2 separate regions of the Mus musculus genome follow, and region 2 is linked to region 1. A link is a loop called in an ENCODE intact Hi-C map of the cell type or tissue named here. Cell type or tissue: heart. All regions are shown on one strand.

The links. A loop is a pair of places that touch in the nucleus more often than their neighbours do. Peaks named below come from ENCODE experiments on the same cell type or tissue, not always from the same donor. Only the 100,000 strongest peaks of a DNase experiment are listed, where the experiment ranks them.
Region 2: a loop joins it to region 1, with 4 times the contacts of the local background. A loop is called at or near these places in 4 of 42 quality-filtered maps.

What each region holds. Positions count from the first base shown.
Region 1 is chr9:39,125,057-39,130,056 of GRCm38, forward strand. It overlaps Olfr27 (olfactory receptor 27), which reads left to right and starts at 3,111. Exons shown (of 2, transcript NM_146829.2): 1 at 3,111-3,165. In heart, no CTCF peak of the experiment used is centred here; no DNase peak of the experiment used is centred here.
Region 2 is chr9:39,200,543-39,205,542 of GRCm38, forward strand. No RefSeq gene overlaps it. Among named protein-coding and RNA genes, the nearest start is that of Olfr944, 14 kb to the right of the region's middle. In heart, no CTCF peak of the experiment used is centred here; no DNase peak of the experiment used is centred here.

The sequences.
Region 1 (5,000 bases):
CTATTTTCTGTCCTTGGTTGACACATCTGTCCACATGTCTGTTTTTGTTTTGTTTTTTTGAATGATTGTTTTTCTGTGTTTCATGTTGAGAAGAAAAAAAAATTGGATAAAACTTTATCTGCTGGCTATCCACCACTTGATTTGATTTAAGTTGTTTAAAAGGCAGTCTCAATTTGCACAGCAAAAACTGATAAGTTACCCTGCACTGTAGCTGGGAGTCAAGCACAGCTGTAGAAGCCCTGCTAGGGGCTGATTAGAAAAATCTCTGCAATTGTGTTTATTGTGTTCAGCAAGTGACAAGGTACTTTTTCTCTTGAAATTTAAGCTAGAAAGGATAGGAACATTTTGTTTGGTCTAAATATATAAGATGTGTGTAGACACTTCATTTTTGTTTCTGACTGGCTTTAAAAGTATAAATATGTTCTGCATTTCTTGGATATAGAGTGCTGGCTTATAAGTTATTGGGGATGATTAGAAATTTGTAATATTGGTAAAGAATGTTAGCTTAAAAATGGTAACTCATGGATGGAGTCATTCTGAATCAACCCAGGAAAACAGATCTCTAAAGATACTTCTAAATTGTGATAATGTTTTATATAATTCTTATCCTAGAAATGTGACCAGGATTTAGGGCAATGTCTCTTTGAGTTATTGGAGGCTGTATTGTTATGCATTAGTGTGAAGGAACTGGCAGCCAAAAAGTTTGTAGCACGGGGGTGATGCACAAAATCATTCAACAAAATATAAGACCATAAAAGGTATAGATTCATATGAATTGAGAATACTTAAGGATTTTCAAAAATGAATGGGAGATATTAACTGTTTAAGGCCTACGATTACGATTGCATTAAATACATATTAATGGTGTAATTTTGCTCAAACATTACAAGAGATTTTAATCTAAACAGTCCAAGATGTCTAACAACTGAAGCAGAAAAATAAATAATTCTTTGAGAACAGTGAAAGGTGCATACGTGACTCAAACTGATCCTAAACTTGCTCATATTTTGATCATTTTTGCCTTCGATACATCTCCTACTGGGTTCAATATGTAAATGGAAGATATAGACTGTATTAGCTCATGAACAAAGTAAAAAATTGAAGACATATATAGAAAAGCCTTCTGACTTAGTTATAAAAAGTAGAATAAGAATTTATCAATCATCAGGAAAAGATCCAGCTGAAATTGTAATAACTCTTACAAATGCTGAGATTATGCCATTATGGGTTATCAATGAAGATCAGAAAAGAGATGGTAGTAATTACTTGGGTGAGACTAACAACAAGTATCTGAAAAGCAAACGTATACAGTTTATAAAAGGAACTCATTGGATTCTTCTACATGTCATAAGTTGAACACCAATTTCAGAGGCAACAATACTCTAAGGATTCAAACAAGATGGTATTGACATGTTTGTAAATTGGAAAAAATAAGCAAGGTGCACAGGAGTCCATACACCTCAATCCAAAAGTTATAATTATATGCAATTCTTACAGTATTATTAGGTTTTCCTGAAATTCTTAGCATAATCACTGATTATTTATATTTAGAAAGAGTTGTTTTGCATATGGAGACTGCTGAATTTGTACCTGATAATTCAGAATAAGCCTTATTACAGTTGCAACAGGCCACCAGAAGAGAGAAGTAGAAACTATCCATTATATATTACTCATATTTGGTCTCATACAAGTTTTCTAGGTCTATTAGGTCAATGAAATGACAAAATTGGCCAATTACTAATGGGAAATGTATTAGAAGCATGAAGGTTTCATGAAAAAATCATATTAATGTTAGCATAATAAACACATATACAAAAATTAATGTTTATTAATAAAAATAAATACAAAAAGAAAATGTACAAGAAACTAAAATATGTTAAAAATAGGATTGGCAGAACAGTTGAATATAGCTACAGTACATTAAATAAACTACTATTTGCTAACTTTCACATATTGCACTATAATCTTTATCCAGTTATATACCTGGCTTTCTGAAATTTTCCAAATGTCCCATATATCACCTAAGTTACTATTCACTCGAAGGAAGCACACTAGTTTAATAATATGTGAATGCAAACCTGTTTTCTATCACTTTTTCCTATGAAAATTATCTTTAAAGATATTTTGAATTTCTATAGAATATTGTGTTGTGTTGAATGGTATAAATATTAACTACATTTTGCATGCTCTCCATTAATTTGAATATTTATTATCATTAATGCTTAAAGAATAAAAATAAGGAATGAATTATTTAAACCATATTAAATAGGTTAGAATTGAAAACACATTAGTCCTTTTTTTTAATTTTTTTTTTTTTGAGATAGGGTTTCTCTGTATAGCTCTGGCTTTCCTGGGACTCACTCTGTAGAGCAGGCTGGAATCTAACTCAGAAATCTGCCTGCCTCTGCCTCCCAAGTGCTGGAATTAAAGGTGTGTGCAACCATTGCCCCGCAGTGACATATTAGCATTACAAACCCCCTTGATAGTTTAAGAATTTAGACTGTTCTCTTTTCAATCTATTTGGTCCTAAAATAACTCAACTCCTCCTATTGTCACAGTGGTGCCCCTATCTCTTTCATGTAGACCTTTCTTTTGTTTTCCTGGTTTATTAATGAGGAAGAGAGCAAGGCAGTTTGTGTTCTTGGGGAAACTGTTAACAACATTCTTGTGAATAAATTTGTTATATAAATAATGTTAAACTTAAAATAGATATATAGCTCATCAGAAAAGTCATTGCTTCTCTAAAACCTGGTTACTTCACTGTGGCCTTTGTCTGTTGTGTCATCCAAAGGCTCCTAAGAAATGTAGAGAATCTCATACCCACCAACACATGCTGGATCATTTTTCCACAGCTCTTCAGTGATCCACATGCAAAATCTTTTGTAGGAGTTGACAGTTAGAAGTTACCAGAAATCATCTGTAGATTGTCTTGGCAATTGGAGAATTAGTACTCATAATTGTTTACTTTTCTCATTAGAACATTTGTAGAATAATGAGTATCCATAGGGAATATTTATTTTACTGCAAACAGTACCTGGAGAAGATAAACTCAAGACAGAGCTTCATAACTGCTCAGTTGAGTGTGGGTGTGAAATAGAAACTACACAGGCAAAGAAGAGTTGAGTCCTGGAAGAAGGTGAATGGAAAAGCAGACCAGGCTCAAAGGTATTGTTGATATTGACTACTAGATCTTGTCTTTTAAATGCTAACTGCAGAAAACTTGGTGCTTCTTGAGAGAACTATACACAGCTGTAATGCGTCAGACATGTATTACTGCGGGGACTGGCAAATAAGTCCAAAAGGTCATCTGGCTAGTAGTATTCTTTATTTCCCAAGGAAGCATGAGGTTCAGAGTAAATCCTTTACAAGATTTTGGAGAATTACACCATGTCAGTAATACTTTTAAATGGGATATAGAAGGAATTATATATTTATCAAATAACAAAGGAAAAGTGCATAGTGATTCTCTTTCAAATAGAATGAAGAGCCTTGTAAAATGGAGACAACAAACAACTATAATATACTCTACGAACTGTAAGCAGATGATTATGTCCATCACAGAAGGAGGGGGTTTTTTGCATGAAGAATTTAAGAGGGTCAAATGAGTATACTGTTGAAGAAAATTTTGTCTATATCTGAGGGTTTCTTCCCTACCTCTAACCATTTAGTTCCCAGATAAAACACACACACACACACACACACACACACACACACACACACACACACACACACACAAACAAGTGCACAGCACAGAATATACACTTATAACAAGCCTTAATCATCACGAGAGCTGAGAGATATTTATCTTCTATGCTATTTTTTTCTATTTGCCAATAATCCTATCATTTAATTTGCCATGTTTCATGTGGGCTGCTCTTATGTCCAGTTAGCCAAACCACATGGCCATTTTTTGAAAATTCTTACCCCATTGCAACTTTATCCTCCATTCACCTTATCCTCCCCAACTTGTGGTGTTCTCTGGCATCCAGCTTAGGAATCCTAAACTCTACAAATGTTTCTTCTGGTTAGCTATTGGCTGTTGACATCCTTATGTACCAATCAAGGAAACTTCAGGGGACTTCACATAGCTTCAGTTTGGTCTATGTGTGAACTCTTTTTTCAGGGGAATCCAGGTCTTGGGGTCCTACACTTAGTGATACAATACACAGCAAAAGACAAAACCATGACAATTGACAGTGGTAGTTTTACAAATAAATTTAAGGAACTTGCTTCTCTAGGTTTATAAATGTAAATTATCTTCATATCTGTGCAGTATAACCCATAAACAAAAAATAAATATTTTCCCTTTTTTAGATAAGAAACTGGCATAATATCCCCATTTAATTATTAAGGTCTGTATTTGTTATACTTCCAAACCTCACAAACTTTCTAACAATATATTTGCTGCATACTAAATATATCACCCCTATCAAATCTGTACTTTTTGTTGCCAATATCTTTTCTTGTCTAGAACATCCACAGTGAATGTCACTACCTGAAGTTTAGCATATTAGTTTCATATTATTGTTTCCTAACTTCATGGAACATGTAAGAAATGGAAGCCTTAGCAAAGCCTTGGAAGAGAGTAAAACTGTGGTAAATGGTGAGCACTAAGTAGCTTATTGGTTTAACTTTCAGATATCATTGTGACATCTTGGCTGTATTCCATTTCAACAGCTATAGAGCTGAGAAGTCACATCAGAGATCTTTCAGAAATGACTGTTACGTAATGTATTACGATAATCTAAAATAATAAAGTATAATTTGATACATTCTAAGATTTGGTTTTCATGAAAAGTTAAGCATTTCCATTCATTTTCACTTATTCTATGAATTTTGTTATTTAATTTATTTAATATTTACCTATATTTTTACATAGGAATTAGAAACACACACATACACACACAAAGACAAGCACACACACACTTATGTATATGTTGTCATTTAAATACAATTTAGATGTTAATTTGGCCTTTTTTCAAAATTTATTTTTACTGCTT
Region 2 (5,000 bases), 75 kb after region 1:
GCAATGATGTGAAGAAGGAGGAGCACTCCTCCATTTTTGGTGGGATTGCAAGCTTGTACAACCACTCTGGAAATCAGTCTGGCTGTTCCTCAAAAAATTGGACATAGTACTACCGGAGGATCCTGCAATACCTCTCCTGGGCATATATCCAAAAGATGTTCCAACCAGTAAGAAGGGCACATGCTCCACTATGTTCATAGCAGCCTTGTTTATAATAGTCAGAAGCTGGAAAGAACCCAGATGCCCCTCAATAGAGGAATGGATACAGAAAATGTGATACATTTACACAATGGAGTACTACTCAGCTATTAAAAAGAATGAATTTATGAAATTCCTAGCCAAATGGATGGACCTGGAGGGCATCATCCTGAGTGAAGTAACTCAATCACAAAATAACTCACATGATATGTATGCATTGATAAGTGAATATTAGCCCAGAAATTTAAAATACACAAGATATAAGATATAATTTGCGAAACACATGAAACTAAAGAAAACTGAAGACCAAAGTGTGGATAATTTGCCCCTTCTTATAATTGGGAACAAAACACCCATGGAAGGAGTTAAAGAGACAAAGTTTGGAGCTGAGACAAAAGGAGGGACCATCTAGAGACGGCCATACCTTGGGATCCATCCCACAATCAGCCTCCAAATCCTGACACCATTGCATACACTAGCAAGATTTTGCTGGAAGGACCCTGATATAGCTGTCTCTTGTGAGACTTGGCCGGGGCCTAGCAAACACATAAGTGGATGCTCATAGTCAGTTATTGGATGGATCACCGGGCCCCCAATGGAGGAGCTAGAGAAAGTATCCAAGGAGCTAAAGAGGTCTGCAATCCTGTAGGTGCAACAACATTATGAACTAACCAGTACCCCGGAGCTCTTGACTCTAGCTGCATATGTATCAAAAAATGGCCTAGTCGGCCATCCCTGGAAAGAGAGGCCCATTGGACACGCAAACTTTATATGCCCCACTACAGGGGAATGCCAGGGCCAAAAAAAAAATGGGTATGGGTGGGTAGGGAAGTGGGGGGAGGGTATGGGGGAATTTTGGGATAGCATTGGAAATGTAACTGAGGAAAATATGTAATAAAAAATTTCTCACAAACTAAATACAAGAATACATCAATAGTATCATACATCATGATCAATTATGCTTAATCCCAGGCATGCAGAAATGGTTCAGTATATGAAATTCCATCAACATAATCCACCATATAAACAAACTCAAATCATATGGAGAATATCTTCAGAGTTGGGGAATTAGCACTGATAGTTGTTTATTTTTCTCATTAGTACATTTGTAAAATAATGAGTGTCCATGGGGAATATTTATTTCACAGCAAACAGTATCTGAAGAAGTTAAACTCAGGGCAGAGCTTCATAACTGCTCAGTTGACTGTGGGTGTGAAATAGAAACAACAGAGGTAAAGAAGAGTTGAGTCCTGGAAGAATGTGAATGGAAAAGCAGACCAGGCTCAAAGGTATTGCTGATATTGATGACTAGCCCTTGTCTTTTAAATGTTAACTGCAGAGTACTTGGTGCCTGCTTCTCCCCATTCCAGTATCAATGCCATTGGCAAGCAGCAAATAAAATTTGACGTTGAAAATGTCAGTAGAGATGAGGTAGTGTGTATTTGTCACATAATCATAATTTTTATTTAGGACTATAACAAATGGAACAATCCCTGTATGAAGTTAAGAGGCTGAATATTCCCATTCCTTCAGCTAATTACTCCTTTATTCTTAAAAGTACTATACAAACCTGTAATGTGTCAGATATGTATTCCTGAGGGGACTGGCAAATAAGTCCAAAGTTCATCTGGCTAGTAGTATAGTTTATTTCCAAAGGAAACATGAGGTTCAGAATAAATCCTTTTCAAGATTTTGGAGAATCACACCATGTTAGTAATACTTTTAAGTGGGATATAGAACGAATTTTATATTTATCAAATAACAAAGAAAAAGAGCATAGTGATTCTCTTTCAAATAGAATGAAGAGCCTTGTAAAACGGAGACAACAAACTGTAAGCAGCGATTATGTCCATCACAGAAGGAGGGGGTTATATGCATGAAGAATTTAACAGGATCAAATGAGTGGACTGTTGATGAAATTTTTTATCTGTATTTGAGGGTTTCTTCCCTAACTTTAACCATTTAGTTCCCAGATAAAAGACACACACACACACACACACACACACACACACATGCACAGCACACATTATACATTTATAACAGGCCTTAATTGGCAGGAGAGCTGGGCAGATATTTATCTTCTAAGCTATTTTGTCTATTTGCCAATAATCCTATCATATAATTTGCCATGTTTCATCTGGGCTGCTCTTACCTCCAGTTAGCCTAACCACATGGCCATTATTTGAAAATTCTTACCCCATTGCGACTTTATCCTCCATTCATCTTATTCTCCCCAACTTGTGGTGTTCTCTGGAATCCAGCTTAGGAATCCTAAACTCTACTTATATTTCTTCTGGTTAGCAATTCGCTGTTGATATCCTTATGTACCCATCAAGGAAACTTGAGGAAAAGGTCACATAGCTTCAGTTTGGTCTATATGTGGACTCTCTTTTCAGGGGAATCCAGGTCTTGGGGGCCTACACTTAGTGTTACAATACTCAGCAAAAGACCAAACCTTGATAATTCACAGTGGTAGTTTTACAAATAAATTTAAGGGACTTGCTTCTCTAGGTTTATAAATGAAATTATCATCACATTTGTTCAGTATAGCCCATGAACAAAAATAAATATTTTCCCTTTTTCAGAGAAAAAGCTGGCATAATATTCCCATTTAATTATTAAAGTCTGTATCTGTTATGCTTCCAAACATCACAAACTTTCTAACAATATGTTTACTGCATACTTAATATATCACCCCTATCAACATCTTTACTTTTTGTTGCCAATATTTTCTCTTGGCTAGAACATACAGAGTAAATGTGACTGCCTGAACTTTAGCATATTAGCTTTATATTATTGTTTCCTAACTTCATGGACATGGAAGAAATTGAAGCCTTAGCAAAGCCTTGGGAGAGAGTAAAACTGTGATAAATGGTAGCATTAAGGAGCTTATTGGTTTAACTTTCAGATATCATTGTGACATCTTGGCTGTATTCCATTTCAACAGCTATAGAGCTAAGTCACACCAGAGATCTTTCAGAAATCACTGTGACATAATGTATTAGGATAATCTAAAATAATAAAGTAAAATTTGATACATTCTAAGACTTGGTTTTCATGAAAAGTTATGTATTTCCATTAATTTTCACTTATTCTATGAATTTTATTATTTCATTTATTAAATATTTATCTATATTTTTACATAGAAATTTGAAACACATATACACACAAATCAAAGCACACACACACATTCATATATATGTTGTCAGTTAAATACAAATTAGTTGTTAATTTTGCCATTTTTAAAAATTTATTTTTACTGTTTTCATATGTAAACTGATTTATTAGTTTGTTTTTATTTTAATATATAATGAGTTAAAATTATCTTTTTCTTGTATGGATGAGGTCTTAGTAATTTGAAGGCATGCTGGTTAGAAAAGATACTCCTCACCATGAGTAATGTGTGATCTCTCATTCAATTTAATTCAAAAAGAAAACAGCAACAACAACAACAACAACAACAAACTTCAAAGAATTAGACAGAACAAAACCATCTTAATCAGTGATTCCTACAATTATGACCTTAACTGATGTAATTAATATCAACAAGATTAGACCTCTTTTATTTTATATAAAATAAGACCACAGAACTAAATTGTGGTTACTTGCATAATTTGAACAACTATGCTTACATATAACATATTTCAAAATTTTATTTTATTATAATAATTACTGGAGACCAACATGAATTTTCAGAGAAAAATATTAAATCTATAGACTTTGGAATAATTAGGTAATGAAACATATTTATGAATGATTAAAATGTTAACATCAAAACTTTAAATACTGAAAATATTGAATAGCATTGATTTTATGGTTGTGAATTTAGACATATTTTTGTTTATTATGCATCAATACTGTTAATAGTGGTATATTGCTGTATTTTGTGTTTGTTAGTCCATGATTATGCAATAATAACCCATTCAGTTACAACTTTTATTGCATCTTCCTCCTAGTTTTATTTTGTCTGCAAATTTTACCACATATTTAGAACCCATCTCTAATTAATATACACTAATAGGGAAGATTTAGGTTGTGACTTCCTTAAAGCAGAGGAGATGTCACATTAATTTATAGTGCAGCAGTGACCAAAGTTCAGAGTTATTTGCTTTGTAATTTAGCAAAATTTAGAAAGAGATGGGGAGTAAGAAACAGAGATAGAATTAGGAGGAACAATATGTGGGTAGGTGGAAACATTTTCCAGGTTCTGTCTTTGAAGCATGGTCTTAGAGTAATTTTACTCAACCTAATAGATCCCATGCGCATAATTCATTTGATATTTCTATGGTTTTAGAAATTTTATTCCTAATACTTTAGGTGATTCAGATCTCCACATACTACCAGAAGAAATTTCTCTTCATGAAATTATGCATAAAGTTAAACGCTCCATATTCAATTTTAATAGGTGAATAAATAATCTTAGGAAAATTTAATGTTTGTATAAGCTACCAGTCCATGTACCATACAATATAATCTCCAAATCCAATAATTAACAAAGAAGGAATAGTGACTGAAGAATGCTTAATGACTGAGTATAGAATGTGGGCATGTGATATAATATTAAAAGTCAGTTTGCTTACATATAGAATAGGAGCAATTTATAGCTGTTGACTTGATATTGAAAAGAGATAGAGATTGGACAAGTGCTATTCTTCAGAAGTTGTTTTCTCTTAGAGAATAGGCTAAGACTGAAACGAAAAATGCAATTTTTTTTGGCTTTTGTTCATAAAAATGTTTATGTTTTTGTACTGAAAAACTTTTATCAATGTTATAGCCATCTTATATGCCATACATATAAGAAT